2 separate regions of the Homo sapiens genome follow, and region 2 is linked to region 1. Evidence: chromatin loops called from intact Hi-C (ENCODE). Cell type or tissue: heart left ventricle. All regions are shown on one strand. Links, peaks and the distances in the headings refer to the core of each region. The heading gives the core; the rest is flanking DNA. Region 1 has its middle 94 kb from the start of ACTL7B. Region 2 holds the start of LOC105376212 (a long non-coding RNA gene).

The links. A loop is a pair of places that touch in the nucleus more often than their neighbours do. Peaks named below come from ENCODE experiments on the same cell type or tissue, not always from the same donor. Only the 100,000 strongest peaks of a DNase experiment are listed, where the experiment ranks them.
Region 2: a loop joins it to region 1, with 2.9 times the contacts of the local background. A loop is called at or near these places in 7 of 110 quality-filtered maps.

The regions. Positions count from the first base shown.
Region 1 is chr9:108,760,662-108,763,583 of GRCh38, forward strand. No RefSeq gene overlaps it. Among named protein-coding and RNA genes, the nearest start is that of ACTL7B, 94 kb to the right of the region's middle. In heart left ventricle, for the core only: a CTCF peak has its summit at 1,317; a DNase peak (open chromatin) is centred at 1,350.
Region 2 is chr9:108,281,498-108,284,419 of GRCh38, forward strand. All of the region lies in intron 4 of LOC105376214 (a long non-coding RNA gene), which reads right to left. It overlaps LOC105376212 (a long non-coding RNA gene), which reads right to left and starts at 1,235. Exons shown (of 3, transcript XR_930235.3): 1 at 1-1,235. RefSeq lists an enhancer at 1,079-2,278. In heart left ventricle, for the core only: a CTCF peak has its summit at 1,536 (motif pointing right); no DNase peak of the experiment used is centred there.

The sequences.
Region 1 (2,922 bases), core at 304-2,803:
AAAAACAACCCTGAGCAGTGGGTTATTATTATCCCATTTTACAGGCAGGGGCTAGGTTACCTGCCTGCATTCACACAGCCAGTAATTGGCAGGTAGGATTTAAATCCTGGCAGGCCCTGCCCCAAGTCATGGGCTCTTTCCTCCATATTCTTGCTGCAATCAACATCAAATACCTGACAACTCTCCTTTAGCTTGGTCACTGGCTTCCATGAGAATACCAGTACCTTCTCATGGCATGTTGTCCTGCCCTTAGCAAATGGAAGTAAATGCTAATACTGTCTCAATGTCACAGGACTGTAAAAAAGGAGAATCACAGGCTCTAAAGCCAATTGAAAGTTGTGGAGCCTCTGATGTGTCCTTGTGTTGCTCATCAGAACAGCTTGTTCCAAGGCGTAATGTCTACTTTGAGAAAGCCCCAGCATGGCTCCTAGGGCTAGGCTGCCACAACACTCATAAATCGCAGTGACACTCATGTTTACAACATCTCTGTCTGCTCTTCATAAATGGAATTCACACAATTCAGGTGAGCTGGAGAATTAGGCTTATGAGCATGGCATCTGGATATGAAAGTGAAAAAATGTCCACGCTGGAAAGATATTGGAAATACCCAGCCCAGTACTCTTATTCTACCCATAAAGCAGCTGAAGTTCAAGATCCTAGCCTGACTCTGGCCCTCAGACTGCCCATCTGAGGGAAGGGTGAACTCACTCCTCCACTGAGGTTCATTCTAATCTAACTATCTGTGAGACTAGAGGCCCCACTGAGGCTCAAACCCAGCTCTCTGGCCTGGAAGTGCACTAATCTCTGGACTGGAAGGGAACATGGCAGAAACAATAAACAAAAATGGAGCCAAGCATGCTTCTTCTAAGACAGGAGAAAGAAGGATCCATGGCCCATTTGGGGGCTACAGATGGCTGTCTTTTGTTGCATAAAATAGAATCCATCACGATTGGTTTCACTTTCCTTCCCACAAATAATCCAAACCTTCGGATCAAGACCCAAGACACATGCTGTCAGCCAAGTGTGTTGAGCATACACAGAACAAAGTGAAGGCCAAGCTTTAGGTACTCAGCTCACAAGGAGCTGGTACCCCACGTGGAGAGCAGCAAGAAATAAACAAAAAGGTGCCAACTCTTCACTAGCCGGCTACACTGTCTTAATCTTAATGACAGTGATTTGAATGGAAAAGGAATGCAGGAGCAGGCCATTTATCACTCTTAAATAATAAGTTAAAGTTACAGAGATTGAATTGGGCCAAGACTGGCTTTTAATACCGAGAGGGGGGATAAATCAATTATGGAACTCGCACGCCTCCTAGTGGCATATCTGGATTACTGCTGGGGAGGCTTCCTCTCCCACTTGGAACCATCGGCCCTGCCCCAAGGTTCACCGGGACATGATCAGTCCATATCAACTGAGAGCTTCCTTTAGACCAGGCTCTGGGCTATGTGCCATTGCATAATTAGTATCATTAATGCTCACACTAGGTGACTCTCATTAGACCCATTTTATAGACAATGAAAGAAAAGCTCAAAAAGCTTCCATCACTTGCCCAGACTTACGGTGGAAAGGATTCCAACCAAGATTTGTGGAATTCCCTGTTCAGAGCTCCCTCCCCAACATCACACTGAGTACAGAGTGTTGAGGATACAGAGGTGAATAAGATCCAGAACTGTTGGGCCGTTTGATCTTACCGCGTTCACATATTTTAACTGGGCAGGAAGACTCATATTAAATAACCAGAACGCAAAGTCCTAAGTGCTGTTTGCAAAAGGAGTCCAGTTCATGTGCTCCGGGATCCCAGTCCTCCCGAACCCCGGAGCATCCCTGACTCAGCACCCAGGCCCGGGGAAGCAGGGGGCTGGTGCGTAGGCCACTACATTGTTAGTGAGGCCAACTTGAAGAACCGCCTGCTTCCAGCCTGACACTTATGTAAGAAATGAGGCCCTGGGTTGAATCGCTGTAAAAAAAAAAAAAAAAAACAGACATCATTAACCAGCCTAAACCTTCAAACGCTCCAAGTCAAGGCAGAGTCAAAAGAGAGTTAACAAGCCTTCCAATTTGTCTTTTACAGGGGTTGACTTGTCAGGTCAAGGAAGATACAGGATCCTATGGGAACTCTACACAGCGAAAGTCAGCCTGTTATTTTGGCTTGTTGATAGAACTGGCAGGTTAAGAAATGACTGTGGCCAAAGAAGATGCGGGCATCTATTTTTGCAAGGTACCAGGTTGCCATTTTCTGCTTGGCACTGGCAGCAAACTGTCCCACAAGAGAGAAAAACAGTCACAGATTTCTTCACATGCTGGCCTTTTACATACATAGAATTTATGTGGTAGGGATTTTTTTCTTTTATTGATGTATATAAATACATTTCTATAGAAATAATATCATACTTTACACACTATTTTGCAAACTGCCTTTTTCCACCTATACTGTGAATAGTTTCTCAATTACTTAAATATTCTTCATCTTTGATATCTGAAATTCTAATTTATAGATTTAGCTAATTTTGAAATGTATAACTATTTAAAAATAGAAAATGAAGCTTATATGGCTTCAAATTTTTAAAAATCCCTTTATTCCATTTCTTTCTTTTATTATTATTCTTGGGTTTTTTTCTTTACCTTTTAGCTTCTTCTAAGGAAAACAACACTAAAAAATCCTTAAAGCTAAGGTTTTGTTACATTTTCATCTTTCACATTTAACTCTATGTGTGACATATTTTTCCAAATATTTAACCAGTAGCTCCACATCTTTTATTCACATAATGTAGAGGTTAAGGGTGTGAACTTCGGTGTTAGATCTGGGTTCAAATTCTGATTCAAAATCATACTAACTGGGTGACTTTGGGCTGGGCAGTGACTGTGCCTAAGCTTCATTCCCTTGTCTGTAATAAATGAGTAATGATAGGCCAGGCACGG
Region 2 (2,922 bases), core at 122-2,621, 480 kb before region 1:
GCTGAGAAAGAACATTTTCCAACCCATATTAATCCAAATTTAATGTCTACTTTAATAACTTCTGCAAAATCTCCCTTTCAAAATATACCATCTGTGAACAGTACATGCTATAACTTGTGTTTATATGGGTACTTAGCCACTATGTGATGTTTTTCTTAGTCTTTGTTTCCCCTTCAGTCAAATGAAGGGAAACATCTAGCATATGGAAGCATTTCCACTCTACAAGTTGTGCTGAAGGGGAATATTATGCAATTTGCAAACACTGTCAAATAAAATATAAATATGCATTAGAAAAATGCTGTGTGGAGACAAATACATCTTGTATCGATGATTCATTTGGTCAATCATTTTTTTATTCAACAAACATTAATCAGTCACCTATGTTATGACAGGAGCAGTGGTCAGCAGTGGGAAGAGAGAGATGAATAAGACTTATCCCTTGTCATTGAGGAAAACTCACAGGCTTGTGATTTTTATTTTTAAATGATCAGGGCTGGATGAAAATTTTTCAATTGACTCTCATTACTCATTAACCATCTTAAAAATAAAGAAAATCCTGTGTTTTGATTCATGTAGACCTATGGTCTTTAGCCCAGTTCTGCCTCTTAGTACCTAGACATGTTGTCCCATCTATCTGAGGCTCAATTTCCTCAACTTAAAATAAGACAGGATGGTGGTGAGAATTAGGAATACGCCTAGCATATAAGTGCTAGTTTGAATCAGAGTAGTTAAATGAATGACTAATGTGGCTTTTTATTTTTTCAATCACCGGTACCATTTCCAAGGGTCCAGTCAAAAGTCATACCTGTTCCAAAACTAGCAAACAACAACGACAAATAAAAACCTCCCTGGTGGCTTCAGGTAGAAAGGACACGGCCTATCAGGAACTGAATTGGTCAAGTTTTTGCAAAAGCAGACCTGGAATATGCTGACATACCTTGTCAACAGCTAATACACCCAAGAAGGAAGGGCAAGTTTTCTGAGCATCGGCTTATGAAGGAGGAATGAAACTTGCTAAAGAAATGGTGAAGACTTGTACAACAATGAAGAGAACAGCTACTTCAGAACCGGTGTCCCCACAGAGAGAGAAAACTGTTCTCCTGAAAATGTCCCAATAGGTTTTCTTCAGTGGAGTTACACCAGCAAAATGGTTGGTTCTCTCCTGACAGGGGGACCACAGTAAACAAGATTTCATGAATGAGACAGTCCCACCCATCACTGTAGGTGTGAGTCAACAGGGGATTCCCCACAGAAACCCCATAATAATAATAAAAAAAAAAGGTCAGACTGGTTCTTTCACCTCAACATGGCAGGCAGCTTACCCTATAGGAGTACCAGATGGAAAGAGCGAACGGGGAAGGAAACCAACAAATATCACGCACATTTCATGTGTCAAATTTTTTTTGTCAGGCTCTTTTCCTTGGTTAACTTATCTAATATTCCCAGTAACTCAATTAGGCAGGTCGTTATTATTTCTAGTTAACTGGGTGAGGAAACTGAAACTCAGAGAGGTAAGTTGGATTTCTCCTGAAGCTGTTCAACAGGTTTTCTCCAAAAAGATACCAGCTTCTCACCACTAGGAGGTGGAATTTGAATCTAGATCTTTCTGACGTCAAAACCTATGTTCATTCTGCCATTCTGTGTCTTGGAGTAAATCTGAAATCAGTCGGTTTAGGCCATCTGATTATTTTCCATTTGTCAGACCACTCCCTTTCCCCCAAGACAAGTCTCTTACCTTCTCTTCTATCTGCCACAGATGCCCAGGAGACTGACCTGTATAGTGAGTATCACAAATCTCCCTGCCCTCTGGTTTTTGGTTGGGCTTCGCCAAAGAGAAGTGCCAGCAAGTGATCAGAAGGTAAAAGCAGAGAAAGAGATTGAGGTATTTATTCTTCCGTATACTCCCAGCCTTGCACCGAGCTGTGGCTGCAATTCTACCACTCTAGGTCTATTACGCCATGCTTGTTCCAAGGCTCCAGCATTCAAGTTCTATCTCTGGCTTTTCTGCCTGGGACAATAAGACCTTCCTGCTATTGACGATTCCTGGATGTCTAACCATTCCTTGTTGATTCTTTTAACATTGCTTATGTGTCTGTAGATCCTGTCTTTATGAAATTATATTCAGCTAACCCCTTTTGAGTGTACCATTTTGTTCCCTGTTAAGACTCTAATGATATAGTATTGAGCTAAAAACTAGTGTATATTTAATTCCACCATAGTTTAGAGACTTAAATTGGTCTTAAGATATCTAGTAAATAGCATCGTCTTGCATCTTATGGAAATGAATCAGCTGAAATTGCAGTGAACACATTTTGTTTGGAGCTGATCAGCTTGCTGGAGGGCCCATAAACTCCCCACATGTTATTGGCAACCACTACGGTGAATGAAATTTCCCAGTCGCACTTGGAATGTGATGTTTTTCCATAAGGCCGTGCTACGAAGATGAAATCCAAAGAATATGAAAACACGCTTTATGGACCCTGCCAAGAAGTCCTCTAGAATGTAGGCAAAATGGAGCTAAAAGCATTTGTAACTCTGTCATAGAAAGTGGGGCTTTGGTTGGGAGAAGTTTGACTGAAATCACTTGAGCCCTCCTGACGCTGGCTTTTGGGAATGAGTGAGTACTTTGTAAATGAACTGAGAAATGTCTCACCCTTAATTACCTTTTTGAAGCTTTCAGAGGGCTCCTACACAATAGCAGTTTGTCCATGAAACACATAAATCAAAGGGCCAACCATGAGGCCTGAAGTCATACCTCAGTAAATCTGTTAGGTGAAGGCCAAGACTCTGTTTACTAATGCAAAAACAAAGTTGAGATTTTAGCTTCTTATCCTAAAAAGTTTGTCTCCTCCACCCCCCAAAAAGTGCACCAAACAATTGCCAGCTACCTATCCTGATAAGTGTCTGTACAATAGTCTTATT